Regions from separate parts of the Mus musculus genome. Here region 2 is linked to region 1. The links are chromatin loops, found by intact Hi-C in ENCODE. Cell type or tissue: heart. All regions are shown on one strand.

Region 1 (8,000 bases):
AAAATGCAATAATGAAGCAGCATATGATGATTTAAAATGAAAGGGAAGTGTCTGGCTTACTCTGCACTGTTCTAAAATCACAGCTTACTAGACTGGAACATTCTGAGTAATGGGACACACCAACATCCCTAGCATGCAATGCTCTGTGGAGAAATGTCCTGAGAGGTGTGTCATGAAGTGATTTTGTCCTTGCATGGATGTTGTAGGGTGTTATGAAGAGCAAGAGGTCTACAATGTCACTGGGCAACACTATCTCGTGGGAACACTGTTGTACGTACTGCGTATGACTGATGTCTCAGTTAGGGTTTCTATTGCTGTTATGAAACATCATGGCCAAAAAGCATGTTGGGGAGGATAGGGTTTATTTGACTTACACTTCCAGATCATAGTCCATCATTAGGTGAAGTCAGGAGAGGAACTCAAGCAGGGCTGGAACTTGGAGGCAGGAGCTGATGCAGAAGCCCTGGAGGGGTGCTGCTTACTGGCTGACTCACAATCTGCTTTCTTATAGAACCCAGGTCCACCAGCCCAGGGATGGCCCTACCCACAGTGGTCTGGGCCCTCCCCCACAAATCACCAATTGAGAAAATACTTTACAACTGGATTTCATGGAGACTCCTTCCTCTCTGATGACTCTAGCTTATATTAAATTGATACACAAACCTAGCCAATATACAATAACATCCTCATGTGGTTCACAGATCCATATAGACATTAACAAATTCGCACACACGTTCATACATATGGTATGGTGTGTGAATGTTTACTTTACATCAAGTGCCATTCGAATTACTATTCCTTGTTAAGCCATTTGGCCTTCATTTCAACTGCTAGCACTATCGCTTTTCTCACTTTTCAAGTAAAATAATGAGAAAACTTTAAGGTCTCAGATGGCTACTCATTTGCCATCAGTGCTAAATACTTGCCAACACAATGTGTGACTTGAAAGATCTGATGAGTGCTAGCTTTTTCTTTTTTTAAGTTACTTTTATATTGTATTTTTTCAGTGCTGGAAATGCAATCCAAAGCCTTGAGAATAGTATGCAAATGTTGTCTAGCTGAACTGTATCTCCCCTCCCTCTCTCTCTCTCTCTCTCTCTCTCTCTCTCTCTCTCTCTCTCTCTCTCTCTCTCTCTTGTTATACTCTGTGGCCCTACATAGCTCATTATGTATAGCAAGCAAGCAACAGACTTGTGGCAATCTTCCCTCCTCTGCCTCCTGAGTGCTAGGATTACAAGCATGCACCACCATGCATGGCTTCCAAGCACAGACCTTTGTATTCACAACACTGTTGCCCTCATGAGTTGAAACTCATATATTTGGCTTGCTTACCTGCTGTAACAGATGACCATCTTAAACAGTGATCACATTTAGAGAAAGATAAGAACGCACATTGTATTCAGTTAAGCTTTAAATCTATCCATGTCCCTCCAACAGCAAATGGCTGTCAATGAGAAGAGCTGCCTCCTATAAAGCCATGTGGTTAGACCCAGTCTGGCCCTCTGCTCTCTTGAGCAGTCCTCCAGGGCCCAGCCTCAGTTCTCTCAGCTGTGTTACATGAGTTTGATGGGAACATCATAACCCACATAATGGGTATCTTAATGCATTGGCAAATAAGTTAGTTTCCATTACAAGGGCAATTGTCCGTGCTTCTGTGTAAGTAAGATTGTTGTGTTGAAGAGAAAGTTAATATGTACCTGTCAATATGTAACTGTTCATGTGTATCACTGCTTGGTTTGGGTGAGAGCATGCAAGCTCTCACCCAGTATAGAAAAACCCTTTCTCGGTACTGTGAGTAAAGCAGGTACTAACAAATCTTGTCCTGTTTGTCCACTAAACAGGTCCCCTTGTTTGATCTGTAATTCCCTACAACCAGGGTTCTGCATCTTTTTGTATCATGGTCATTTATTTTGCCACAAAGCATCTCTCCATGTATGATGCTTTCTTTTTTTGCTTAAGTTTTCTTAACAGTTCTTAACAATTTAAAGCCTTGTTTAAAGAGCCAAACAGTTGACTTTTAGTCAAACCATATCTCAACGTTATCTCGGATTATCATTTATGATTCTACTCACCTTTAAAGTACGGCAGAGTGAACCATCTATTTTATGACTCTCAGAAGAATTCACATGCTCTTCTTCATGGACTCTTCACAGTAGCCCAGGGAGATACATGTTATTATAACATTTCACGTCTGTGAAAATCTCAAAGATGTTTAGAGTCCTGCCCAAACCTACATAGTCAATATTGGGACTGGAGCTCCAGGTGCCCAATTGCTTTCCCAGCCAGCCAGCCCCTCTTTTCTTCCAAAGGGGACTTTCAAGTCACATCCTTCCTTGTCTTTGGAGGAAATAATGGAGAGGTTACAAACAATCAGTTGGAAATAGGCTTGAAGAGGAGAGAACCTGGGCTGCTCTTACAGAGGGGATACCAGTCCACACTCTCCCACGGGCCTGGTTGCCTCTGTGTTCAGAAGTTGCCAATAGTCTGCTTATTTATTTGCCTATTTAATGATGCTGGGATAGGGCACATGCTGGGTGAGCATGCTACTATTGCACTATGTCACTAGCCCTCTTTCTACTTCTTTTATTTTGAGCTGCTGGCCTCATTAAATTTCCCAGGCAGACCTTTAATGAGTGGTCTTCCTGCTTCCATGTCCAGAATCTGGATTATATCTCTCAAGGGAAAGCTGAGGTCTCCACCTGGCGTCAATGCATAGTGCTGTCTGCTGGATATGTATATCTATCAAGAGCTCCCTGGGTGTCTAGAACTAAATAGATCTGACATTGGTTTCAGCTTCTTCCTCCACCCATTCGAAGTTGTCTCTTCCTTTACTCAGAAAAGGCATTTAGCTACTCAAGGGGGAAAAATAAAATAAAATAAAATTGGGAATCGCTTCGGTTTCTGTTATCAGAAGCAGACATTCCTGTGCAGGCCTCCTGAACTGACACTGGTGTGTACCCCTCCTGCCTACCTCCACCTCCGGCCGGCTCCTCCACATTCTCCGGGCCACCCTGCAGAATCCCACTACGAAGTTGTTTGCACGGTTTCACTGGGGGCCGAAAGCACCTCAGCACCAAGGGGTAAACATCCAAACTCCTTAAGCTAGCTGGTTCCTGCCTCTGCCCAAAGCCTGCAGTGGCGGAGAAGGAGCTGCCTGAGACCCGCCCAGAGATGACGCTTACTGCGCAGGGCGGGCCAATATCAAGAAAGGACGGAATTGTCTGAGAGCGAAAACCAATTCAGAAAGAGAGGCGGAGCTCGGGGCGGGGCTCCAGGCTCCGCCCAAGGCCCAGCTTTCCTCCCAGCAGAACCTGTGTGGCACAGCTGGGAGCCTGCACGTTGGCGGAATGGACCCGTCCTGGGCCACGCAAGAGAGTGAGGCGGTGGCAGAGAAGGTGCTCCGGTACCGGCGGGACGCGTCGGGCTGGAAGAAGTGTCGGGAAGGCGTGAGTGAGGGACTGGGCGGGAAAAGGGGTCTGGAGACTGCTCGCAGGGTTTGGAGTCCTCCAAACTCCTAGGCTTCTCCTCTCCCCGAGATTATCCGCACCCTGGACCCCAGAGGTGGGTTGAGAAACTGATTCCACTGCGGGTTGATGCTCTCTGGGACTCCTGGAGGTCTCTGCCCCTTTCATTTCGAAACCCACTCAAGGTCATCTGACTGCTAGGAGGTTAGGATTGGATCTGAAACTCCAAGTACCAAGTCTTTCCTCCGTTCATTGTTGCACAATCCCTCTCCCAGGGAGTGACAGGGAAATAGTTTCCTTCCTTGGCGCTTCTGATTTAAAAAAAAAAAAAAAAAAAAAAAAGCCTTAAATTGCTTGAGAAAACAAAAAGTTCTTGGTGGCATTAAGGCGACTGGAGAGACTCCCACAGCTCCAGGAATCAGCCAGCCAGGATCGCTCTGCTCATCGCCTGCAGTAGGGGGCAGTTACCCCAACTGTGCCAGGAACAGGTTGGGTGACCTTGGGGAATCAAGTCTTGAGATCTCCTCTCCAAGACTTCCTCTAGCTCTAAAATTCTACAATCCTATGCCTTTTGACAGAATGGAGTTTCAATTTCCTGGAGGCCATCTGAGGAGTTTCCAGGGAATCTGTAAGTGCGCACTTTTAACAAAGTCTGTCAGAACCTTACTCCCGTCCTGGTGTCTCTGGGGTTGCATCATGAAAGATACCAATCCGCCCCAGCCTTCTGTGATCACTAGTTACCTTCCAGAAAAGCATTAGCTTGTGTTTTGAATCGTTTCTAGCAAGCTGTGTTCTGTGAGGACTTTGTACCTGTTTGTTTATGCAGGCTAGAGGGGAGATGGGCTAGCATATTTTAGGCCGTTTTCTGTCAGCAAGTCCTAGAACCAGAACAAAAATGTAATAGACCTGAGATAAAATCCTAAGATAAACAAGTTTAATTGACTCGGTGGATCAAATTCCTCTCCATTCTAGGTACCGAGGAGAAGGGATTCTGTGTGGGACACCAGAAGAGGTGTGGGATTGCATAAAGCCAGTTGCTTCGGGCCTCCGGGAGAAGTGGGATGATAATGTGAGCAGCTTTGAAATTGTCCAGAGCATCACGGATGTAAGTGTCTCTGGCTGTGTTATCTGTAGTGTCTTGTCTTGCTGCAACACCCCGACCCCACCTCTCTGAAGAGGGATCTATAACATCTGTAGGCAAGAGGAGTGCCATGCAGACGAGTCCAGCCTTGTCCCTGGCAGGAAACAATGTGTCTCTGAGAGACTAAGAAACCCTCAGCAGAATCTACAGACTATAGCTGAGGAATTGCAGGGCAAGGCTTGGCCTCCCCAGACAAAGAGGCAGGCCTGGATTTACACCAACAGATCTAGTTTGAAGCATTGTCTCTTAACAGAGCCACTTTGGTCCTTTGCCCACAGCGGGACCACTACAAGTCTCCTTCAGGAAAGCGTTCATCCTGCAGACCAGCCCTACCCAGCAGAAAGCCTTGGGATACAGCAACGTTGCTCTGCCAACTGCCTTGTCTAGTGTGGCAGCCTCAATTCCATGGGGCCATAGAGCATGAAAAGGTGGCTGGTTTGAAGAAATGAATTATTCATTTTAACAAATATAAATGTAAATTCAAATAGCCACGTGAGGTAGGAAGTGTTATGGGAGACAGCTCCGATCTTGATGGACCTGTCCTGGCATCACCTACAACTGTAAGATCGTTGCTTCATTTTTGACTATAGAAAACTCAGAAGAATAGAAAATCACAGTGGAAACAGATGTGCAAGTAACTCTGGGTGAGCAGACCTATGTGGTTTGAATGGCATCTTAGTGTTGGCTTCTAGGCTCTGTCTGGCGCTATCATGTCTGGTGCTTACATAAGCAGGTTGCATTGTGAAACCTTGCAGTGTTTTGCAAGCTGTGGAGCCAGGTGTCTTTGCTCCGACCCAGAATCCTCATTTCAGTCAGTCTGTTATCCATAGGAGTTTATGTCAGAGACAGAACTGAAACACACGGTGACGATGATGCCGTGTTTCAACTCTTCTTTCAGCCCTCTGGTACCAAGAAGAGGAGAGTGAACCTCAGGCACTAATGTGCCTTGGATACTATTTAGCTGTTGCTTTCCCCGTAAGAGATGAATCGGCGCCCTGGGCTGGGAATCTGACTCTAGCAATTCCGCGTGTAATTTGAAGTTACCTTTAATTTATGACAAGTTGTTCTTTCTTCTTTCTTTCATTTTTTTCCCCATTTACAGTTAAATAACTTCCTTTATAAAAGCCAGCTGGTCTAAGTGGAAACATTTGAGAAACCACAATAAATTGATAGGATTTTCTTATTCTGGATTAAGTGAAACCAGCATCAGAAAAGAAAAAAATAAACAATGCAAAGAGTGTATACAAATCATTACGCATAAATGGTGAAGTTGAGCAGCCCTTGGTTAATACCTTTTGTTTTTGTTTTTGTTTTTGTTTTTGTTTGTTTGTTTGTTTTTTCAAGGCAGGATTTCTCTGTATAGCCCAGGCTGTCCTGGAACTCACTTTGTAGACCAGGCTGGCCTCGAACACAGAAATCCGCCTGCCTCTGCCTCCTGAGTGTGGGGATTAAAGGCAAAGTCTCTTGATGAGTCTGGAGCTTACAGGTCTAGCCAGCTTACTCCAGCAATCCCCTGCCTCTGACTCCCTTCTGGGATTACAGCTGAACTAACACTCCCAACCAGCTTGTGTGTGGGTTCTAGGGAACCTAAGTTCTGCTTCTCACCCTGGCACAGCAAGCACTACCCACTAAGCTGCCCCCAGAGCCCTGCAGGTCATCTTTTGGAAACTAAAGTGGCTCCACCTCTCTAGCACACTCACCCCTCTTGGTGTCAGCACAGTGGCTGGTGGGACAGAATGAAAAGCTAGGAAATCCACAGGCTGACACCTGAGCAGCCATAACAATGGCTAACCTGTCAGTGCTTTCAAGGCAGTTACCAGGTGTTCTGTTCCTGGCCACAAGCTCCCTATCCTGAAACCTGGGGGAAGAAACAGTCTGACAGAGGGAAAGAGAAGCTGCCAAGTGCACAGAGACAAAGAAGCCAGAAGGAAAGTAATCATGTTACCTTAATAAATTACTCTGATACCTCAGTCTAGTACTTAAACAAAAGTTCCCCATTGCTGCGTACCTGTAATCCCAGCAGCCATGGAGATATGAGGATCTGGGAGTTGGAGTCAGCCAGACCATGAACACCAGGCTGGCCAGGGCTGTGTTTTGATTCAATAAACAAAGCAAGCCACCAACAGGAAGTACGTTTTTCTTAATCAGTATGTAATTATTTTTCTTGCACTTTGCTTTATATAGCCCACTGATTTTTTTTTTTTTTAATTTAAGACAGGGTCTCTTTATGTAGCCCTGCATGGCCTGGAACTCAATATTATAGACCAGGCTGATCCTCCTGCTTCTGCCTTGCAAGTACAAGCTTGCCCCATTAGGCCTGGCCTTCCAGTCCATTTTTGCCCCCATTGGTTTTTTTGGACATCACCAAATTTTATTAGAGATATTCTTATAAGTTAAAAATACTGTTCTAATCATGTACTTCTTTTGATCACAGGCCTTTTTTTTTTTAAGTACTAGATTGAGGTATGAGTGTAATTTATTGAGGTAACATTAGAAATTTGGATGAAGAATGATTAAACACAAAAAGAAAAGAATTTTTTTTTTATCTCTGCATGAGATATGTGGGAACTCTTGGTTCTCATTAATTCATGTGCCCATGAAGAGATTTGGCTTGTTGCCAGAGAGACACACTCTTCAGTGGACACTAGGCACAGAGGGAGAGAAAGCACAGACTGCCAGGGGACTTACACATCCTGAAAAGCAGAGACTCCAGTAACAAGTCTGGGTCCTGTCTACTAAATGAAACATTGAAGGTAAGGGGGCAAAGACCCTTCCAGACAGTGTCTGTGAGCGTGATTTGGACAGCCCTCGAGCATCCTAATTCTTAATAGAAGATGGGTAAAGGAAAGGATGTGTGGATGAGACATGAACCCGGAGTAAGCTCACGTCTCTAACAAGTGCTTCTGTCTTCAATATTCTTAAAATTAGACTTTTCCTTCAGGCTCCAGATGGAACCAGAAGATGGTTATGGTTGTAGAAGATGGCCATTACTTCCACTGTGCCTGCTGCGAGCGAGATACAGGAATTCAGAAATGGACTTGTTTCTTGGACTGTGCCTAAGAAAGGGAAACTGACATTGAGCTGAGCCCAGTATGGGGCACCATGGTCAAATATTGCAGTTATAATTCCTGAAGATCTGTAGCACCCCAAGAGATCTTGTACCCTGGGCACTGCAAGCTAGGATGGTACTAGATGGGTGGGGGAGGAGGCCCATTTTGTAGGGACACTGTTCTCAGGTGAGTTATTTTATAAAGAAACATGGAGATGAAATTGTTTGGAAAGCGATGAAATCATTTTGGCCTCAATGCAGCCGCTGGAAAGAGCCCAAGTGCCCCGAGGCTTCCTTCCGTCCTGCTTGCAGCTCCCCATGTTGCCCACGCACTTCGTTTCCCAGA
Region 2 (8,000 bases), 64 kb before region 1:
CAGAGGACTAGCAAAAAGGAAAGAAAAAAAAAAGTCAAAGAAATGGTCACTAATCATATCCTGTTATATTCATAGATGGGACCCTAGCATAATCATCACCAGAGGCTTCTTCTAGAAACTGATGGGAGCAGATGCAGAGGCCCACAGCCAAACATTAAGCAGAGCTCAGAGAATCCTGTGAAAAAGGGAAAGGAAGGATTGTAGAAGCCAGGGTGTCAAGGACATGACCCCACAAGAAACCCCGCAGAATCAACTAACTTGGGCTCGCAGGGGCTCTCGGAGACTAAACCAATAACCAGGGATCCTACGTGGGTCTGACCTAAGCTTTCTACATATATATTACGATTGTCTACGTTGGTCTTTTGTGGGACCCCTAACAGTGGGAGTGAGGCCTGCTCTGACTCCTGCCTGCTTTGGAGCCCCTTTTCCTCCCACTGGGTTGCCTCATCCAGCCTTAACATAAGGGGAGATGCCCAGTCTTACTGTAACTCCATATGTCTGTCTGGTCGAGATCCCTGCACTCTTCTGAAGGGAAACAAAGGAGGTGTGGATCTGGGGGAGAAGAGAGGTGGGCAGGGGAGGAGACGAAGGAGGGAAACCGTGGTCGGGATGTTATATCCTATTTCTAGGAGACTCTCTTGGTTTTAAAAGGCCAGTGGCATTAAGTACACAATATTGTGTGTGGGCTGAGACTCAGCCACAGTGTAGGTCCGATCTACATGGTCTTCCGGGAGGAAATGTCATTCACCACCCACACACTGAGGCAATCTGAGGCCTGGGCGGGGCAGTCAGTTGAGAACAGCTGCCTCGCAGGCTGCAGTTAAGCATCTTCTTCAAAAAAAAAAAAAAAAATACAAAACAAAACTGATTCTAATACAAATAAACGGACACTGCACTCGCCTTGAGAAACATGACCTGAGTTTTAATTTTACTTCTTAAAATAAATTGTTAAAAAGTTAGTCATCTTATTTATGTGACCGTTTTCCCTTGTGTGTGTGTGTGTGTGTGTGTGTGTGTGTGTGTGCGTGTGTGTGTACTACGTCTATGCCTGTTGTCCACAGAGGTCTGAAGAGTGTGTTAGATCCCCTGGAACTGAGTTTGTAAATGTTTGTGACTCACCATGTGGGTGCTGACAATCCAACCCAGGTCCTCTACAGAAGCAACAACTGGCTCTTAACCACTGAACTACTTCTCCAGTCCGAACCCTGAGGTCTTTTTAGAGACCTCTTTTAATCTTTAAGTAAGGGATTTGAGTCCTGACTTTCTTGAAACTGGAATTACTTTTTCTGCTGTGTTATGAAAGTAGGTCAAAGGGTTTCTAACAGGCGCTGCTGCCTCTGTTGGGGAGACACTGAAGAATCCTTGTCCAGCTGTGAGCATCCCTGAGTCCAGGCCTGGGAAAAAAACAAAACAAACAAAAAAAAAAAAACAATTGACACACTCCGGAGAGGAGAAGAAGCCTGGAGTCACAGGATAGGTTTTCAAAAAGGGTCCAATCTAACATGGGTCTCCTAATTCTCACTCTGCCATTCAGAAAGCATTGGCCTTCCCTCTGCTCTTGCGCTCTCTCTCTCTCTCTCTCTCTCTCTCTCTCTCTCTCTCTCTCTCTCTCTCTCTCTCTCTCTCTCTCTCTCTCCATCATGCCAAAGCAAGTGGGACAGGACAGTAGAGCAAAAAGTGAGATGGAAAAGCAACTTGTTTCTCAGAACACCAAGGAAGACAGAGGAGCCCTCTTTGGATGACCCAGCACCAAGTTCAAAGGACAGGAAACGAACCCCAGCACATGCTGAGCTAGCTGTTGTGTGGACTCGTTCCCCGCAGGAGGCTCTGGCCTCCAGCCCGGGGAAGAAGTCCTGATTTTTGAATAACATGTTCAGAGAGGGCGTTCCTCATACTCATCGGTACTGAATAGAAGCCACTCCGCATCTATTATTAGTTCCAGGAAATGACCCACAAAGAATATGTCACAAATAATTACAGGAACTCTCTAACAGGAGGGATCCTTCAAAAAAGAAAGAGAATTGGTCAGTTCAGCCTTAGGAAGAGCTTGCTGTTTGCTGAGTATAAAGCCTGAGGACCAAAATGAGTTCTGATTTAGACAATGTCTACAGTAGACAGAACGTATCAGGCAGAACCACAGCCATTGTCTTCAGATAACCCTATGGGGAATTCTCCTTGGAGCCAATATACTTCTGAAACAATTAAAAAAAAAAAAACGATAATAAAACACAAGATATTTTGAACAGCGATCTCATTACCTTGAAAGTGCACTGCTTTTATTAGTTCTGTCTTTTTAAGTATATTTTTTACTTTAATTTAAAAAACCTCCCAGATAATAAAAGCACATAGTTTGTGTTTGTGTGGGGTGTGTATTCACTTATCCACATGGGTGCCTGTGTGTGCGTGAATACATGCGTGCCTTAGGGGTCAGAGATTAAGCTTTGATGTTCTATCCACTGTCTACCTTGTCTTTAAGATAAGGGCTTCATTGATGTGCCATTCACCAGGGAGACTAGATTGACTGGCAGCCCCCAGAATCTGTTTGTCACTTCCTCCAATCCTGGAGTTACAAGAACATGTCACCACCATGTCTGGCTTTTTAACATAGGTTCTGCAAAGCCAATTCAAATCCTCATGCTCTCATGGCAAAGACTTCAGTAACAGGGCCATCCCCAAGCCATTACATACATAATTAAAAAAAAAAAAGTCAAATAGAGGCTCACAAACAAACACAAGGTTACAGTCCTTTATAAAGACAGCCTGTTGACCTTTATTGTCCCTCCAGACAGTCGACACAAAGATAAATTCTCTTTTCACAGTGATGATAGTGGCGGTAGGGGTATCCTGGGCTGCCTGGTACTGGTTTGAGCATCCATTCCCAAGAGGAGTACTCAGCAGGGAGGGTGGCCCTAACCCTGGACTTACTATCCAGAAACCACTCTGGGCGCTCTAAAGACAGCACTAAAGACAGTGAGTGGCCAGTTATGGCTATAGTCCAGTGTGGGCAAAGAATGGGCTGTAAGGGGCCACCATGCTCACCGTTATACTCCCACAGACCCTTTTCTCTTCCTCCCCACAGTAGGCTGAACAATGGTCCACAAAACAGTGAGCCTTACCCTAGAAGCTGAGGAAGTTTTCTTCTAGGGCAAATATGACTTTCTAAATGTGATTAAACTGTGGGTCCTGTGATAGTGAGATTTTTCCCGGGTGATCTCCGTGGACTTGGCATGAGGGTGGGGGTGGGAGAATAGGAAGGCAATCAGAGACCTACGTGAGTTGTTACCTTGCTGGCTTTATGTAAGGAGCGGGTGTGGCAGCAGTCCCAAGATGGCGCCCAGGACTGCAGCTAAGTCTTATGACTTGCACCTGACTTCCTCATACACCTGAAAATAAGCCACGACCATCGTGAGAACTGTGCAGGTGCACCATGATGCTGGCGGTGTAAACAAGTCCATATTTGGTGGAGACATGCCCCTGCCGCCCTGATTGGCTGAAGCTGTGTGCATGGTGAGGTGGCGTGGCCTGCCGTGAGTGGAGGGGGGCTGAGAGTATTTAAGCAAACCTCCCTGGGTTCCCGGGGTCCCCATAGCAGCATTGAGACGTTCCTGCAATAAAGGCTGTTGAGAAGAATCCGACCATGTTGTGTCTTCCTTGCCGGCCGGCCGAGGTGGACGCAGCAGCTTTAGAGGTAGGGAAAGAGAACATAGGTCAGGGAGTGTGGAACGGCAGATACAGGGGTGCCGTTCAACTTTAGAGAACAAATACACGGTGAGGGGTGAAAGTGGGAATTCCTGCCCAGTTGCTGTGGATGAACCCACCTCCCTGTATTTAAATGACAGAAATGTGTTTCTGTTGCAAACAGATGTCCCTGACCTTTGCCGAACTTTCTGCCTTCTTGGTGCTGAACTAAGAGTGGATGCAGATCTGAATGCAGCCACAAGATGGAGACTTTGTCTTGGTTAGCGCTGGGATATTCCCAGCGGTAAGAAACTTCTGTGCCTACTAAGCAGCTTTGATTAATCTCCAGTTCAGCTCTTGACCCGACCCGCATGGAGGAGAATCTGGGAGCCACAGGATAGGTTTTCAAAGGGGGTCTGATCTACCAAGTGTCTGCTAATTCTCACTCTGGCATTCAGAAAGCATCAGTCTTCCCTCTGCTATCTTCTCCAGCCATATGTGCTTGCTGTTCATATACTCTAAACATCACATTTCTTCATGTAAGAAAAAATTGCTATTGCTGTTGTTTTCTGCTTTCCATTTCCTTCCACTGTTTTACATAAAACAGAGGACTAAAAATTATTTCACACAGTATTATCTTCATGAGACTTGGTCCAGACAAACTAAGGTTCTCTTATAGCTCCCATGGACTGCTGAGCTGTGCTCTCAGGTTTCTGAATGAATCAGACGTGGGCAAGGGGCTCTGAGTTAAGGGAAGTATGCAGGCAATTGGTATAAATGGAACACACTCTTCTTCCTATCACTAGAGAAGCGTATGACCAACACTGACCAAGAGGATCTAGAGACTGGGGTGATCCTTGGGCAAATGATAACCTGAAATAGACCATGCAGGACACATAAAATTTTATAAACCCGGAAGAGGGCAAATGGCTCCATAAGCAGACAGATGGCTTGAGCAAATTATGGAGCCAGGAAAGGAAGCAGAAATTGAGAGAGCAGAAGGTATGTTAGGTCAGCTACAGAGTGGAAGCAGATGACTCCAGCCGATGAGAGGCTTACAGTACAGTCTTCTTCCTCACTTGTGGCCTGTGCAAATGTCAGCAGAGCTTTGCTTAGGTCTCTCAGGGACCCAGGCTGAGGTCAGCCCTGTCATCCTGCATCTCCATTACATGTTTTGCCTTCTTAGTTGCTGCTGTAGGAAAAGTGAAACTGAAATATTATTCACTATAGGCCCCACCGCTTCTACCTGGAGGGGTAGCTGTCCACTCTACTCATATTGTTTAAAAAACATAACAGCTTCTAACTACCAGCACCTAGACCCTCTGAAGCATATTACTTTCCCTGTCACAGGAGAATTCCAAAATCAACCTATTTGAGTCATAAGATAGAAAGACATTCAAGTTTTAGTGAAAGACATAGGACTTCCTTCAGCACTGAGAAAATCATAACTCCATTTTAAACACACAAAAACATACGTGTGTACCAATAAGCCAGATTTTGCCAAGAATCAAACACAAGAAGCAGAGGTGGTGGTGGTGGTGTTTTCTGATCCTGTGTATGAGGTTTGCAATTAATTCTGCAGAAATTATGGAAAAGATGGCTTCCAGGGACCTCACACAGCTCCAGGTATTGCCATGCCAGCCAGATCTGGATCCCCAAATGTCAATGTAAACATGAGAAATCAATCCCCCAAATTTTAGAGGGTGGAGCTACCGATCTTAAGGTGGCTTCAAGTATTCTGTGTCTACAAAGTTTCCTAAAAGGTGGTCTGTGGTGGTTAGAATTAGAATGGCCCCATAGGCTGATGTTTGAATACTTGGTCTCTAGTTGGTGGCTTGTTTGGAAAAGATTAGAAGATGTGGCCCTGCTGGAGAGTTTATGTTTCTGGGGATGGGATTTTAAGGTTTCAAAAGATTATTTTGAGTCAGCACTCTCTGCCTCATGCTCATGGAATCAAGATATGAGTTCAGCTGTTCCTACCTTCCTTCTACCATCATGGACTCTTGAGCCTATGAAACTGTAAGCACAAATAGATTCTTTCTTTTATAGTTGTCATGGTGTTTTATCACAGCAATAGAGAGCCCCCCAACTAAGACAGCATCCTTCTCCTTTTTTGGCATGCATCCAGGAAAGCACACAGGACAATAGCAGAGCAAGAGTTGCCTTGACACAGAGAATGCTGTGAAGTTTACAGAAAAGCTGACTGGACTGTGTGGTTCCGTGATAGGATACTGTATAAACTGATGCTGTATAAACAGCAGGGAAAGACCTGGCTGGCCAGAACCATGACATGAGATTCACAGAAGAGCCCAGTGATACCTGGTACTATAGTCTAAACACATTCCTTGATTGTGTGTGATTGATGGACACAGTTCCCAAATTCATATGTGGCTGGGGACTCTGGAAGGTATAGGGGGATAGATTCAGTCTTCAGGCCAAGGAGGTATCAGATGATAGGATCAATGGTGTTATAAAAAGAAAGAGAAAGGTACACACTGGCCAACTCTCTTTCTTGTCCCATCTCAGCCTCTTGGCTTCCACCAAGAGATGATACAGCATGATTGCCCTCATTATATGCATACCCCTTGGTCTTGGACTTTCTAGCTTCTAGAACTGTGAGAAATAAATCTATGTTCCTTATAAGTTACCTTGTCTTAGGTAGCCTGTTATAGCAGCACCAAACAAGCTAAATCACCTGCAACTATGTCCTAGACATTAGTGAACAGAGTGGCATATTGTGAGCACCAATCACTATTGATCAACAAATTACTGAATGAATGAATGAATGAATGAATGAATGAATAGGTAGCTGGGTGGGTAGATGGATGGATGGATGAACGAACGAATGAATGAAGGCTTTATTTAATGAACTTCAGACCTTCTATAAACCTTCATTTGTCTTCATCCATGTTCTAAGGACTTTCTGAGCCATAAACTCCCACAGCTCAGGTTTCCTGGATGGCCATAAGCTAAGCTGCAGGTTCTGATTCCTTTGATCTGCATCTTCTCTGGTCTTCAGGAGTCCAGACTCCATGGCTGCTGGTGTCTCCTGCCAACATGGCCTGGGAATGAACAAGTAGGCTGTCTAGGTTCTGAGGCATGGTCTTAACAGCCAGAGAAGTACAGCAGATCTCATCTGCCCCCACAGGCCATTGAAGGTTTCTGTCCTGACTGGCCAGCCTATGTCCTCACTTGCCTACCACTGTGCTTTCAGAACACGAACTTACCCCTGAAGACTGAAGCTAGGCAGCCCTCCTCCCCTCCCTTCCTCTTCCCTTCCTCAGTTCCAAGCATCTGCCCAGCAAAACCATGACCTCGTTCTGCTTAGTCTTCGGCAAGCTGCTTCTAGGGGAAGGGAGGGGGTGTTGCATACTTTCTTCTCATTTCCTAAGGAAGTATACTGGGTCAGATAGAAGTTACTAAATGTTTGTGAGAGCATGAAGCTTTACTAAATGAACGTTAACTCACCCAGATAGAACACCAACGGGAGAAACAAAGGAATGATTCCTTCCTCATACATTTTGGTGAATCGGTGAATTTAATCTGAGTACGGGAATATGCGTAAGGGCTTACTCACAGAAGCAAAGGCAACTGAAGGCTACACAACTGAAGAAAAAATTACTCTTCCCCATCAACAGTTAGCTAATAAGTAAGTCCTGGGGCTGAAGGTCTTATGTCTCTCTCCTATTTGTGTGTGTGTGTGTGTGTGTGTGTGTGTGTGTGTGTCTGTGAGTGTGTGTCTCTGTGTGTGTGTGTGTCTGTGTGTCTCTGTGAGTATGTGTCTGTGTGTCACTGTGTGTGTCTGTGTGTGTGTCTGTAGACTTTTTTTCCTGCATGTATATCTGGGTGCCTCTTTAGTGGGTGCTAGAAAAAGCCAGAAGAGGGATCCTATCTCTTTGAGCTGTTGTGAAGGATGCTTATGAGCCACTATGTAGATGCTGGGAACTAAACCTGGATCCTCTGGAAGAGCAACAAGTGCTTTCAACCACTGATGCCTCTCTCCATTCTCACCATTCCCTTGGTTAGCTCCTTATAGTTCTTATAAGCCTCTCCCTTCCTTTGTAACAGAAAGCCTAGTCATGTGCAAATCTCCTTAGAGAAATCACAGCTGCTGAGTTCAAAAGTGCAGAAGCTGTGTCATGCCCAGAGGATGTCGTTCTAAGCCAGTTTGTGGGAGGAATAATGAGCGAATATTCTAATTCACTCTGTATTATACAGAAAGATCTTCGCATTCTTCTTGTCCAGGCCACATCATCTTCTCCTAGAATACACCAAGTTAATGACTTGTACTTTAACCTTAGGATGGTGTGGGCTTGTAAGAC

What was found. Hi-C counts contacts between places; a loop is a spot of excess contacts. Peaks named below come from ENCODE experiments on the same cell type or tissue, not always from the same donor. Only the 100,000 strongest peaks of a DNase experiment are listed, where the experiment ranks them.
Region 2: a loop joins it to region 1, with 4 times the contacts of the local background. A loop is called at or near these places in 9 of 42 quality-filtered maps.

Annotation. Positions count from the first base shown.
Region 1 is chr7:83,628,694-83,636,693 of GRCm38, forward strand. Stard5 (StAR-related lipid transfer (START) domain containing 5) reads left to right here and starts at 3,324. Exons shown (of 6, transcript NM_023377.4): 1 at 3,324-3,446; 2 at 4,043-4,092; 3 at 4,437-4,569. The coding sequence starts at 3,348. Gm16638 (predicted gene, 16638) reads right to left here and starts at 3,148. Exons shown (of 4, transcript NR_166697.1): 1 at 2,073-3,148. In heart, a CTCF peak has its summit at 3,918 (motif pointing right); a DNase peak (open chromatin) is centred at 3,188; H3K4me3 peaks cover 2,640 bases; H3K27ac peaks cover 2,341 bases.
Region 2 is chr7:83,564,321-83,572,320 of GRCm38, forward strand. No RefSeq gene overlaps it. Among named protein-coding and RNA genes, the nearest start is that of Tmc3, 17 kb to the right of the region's middle. In heart, no CTCF peak of the experiment used is centred here; DNase peaks (open chromatin) are centred at 751 and 1,821; H3K27ac peaks cover 312 bases.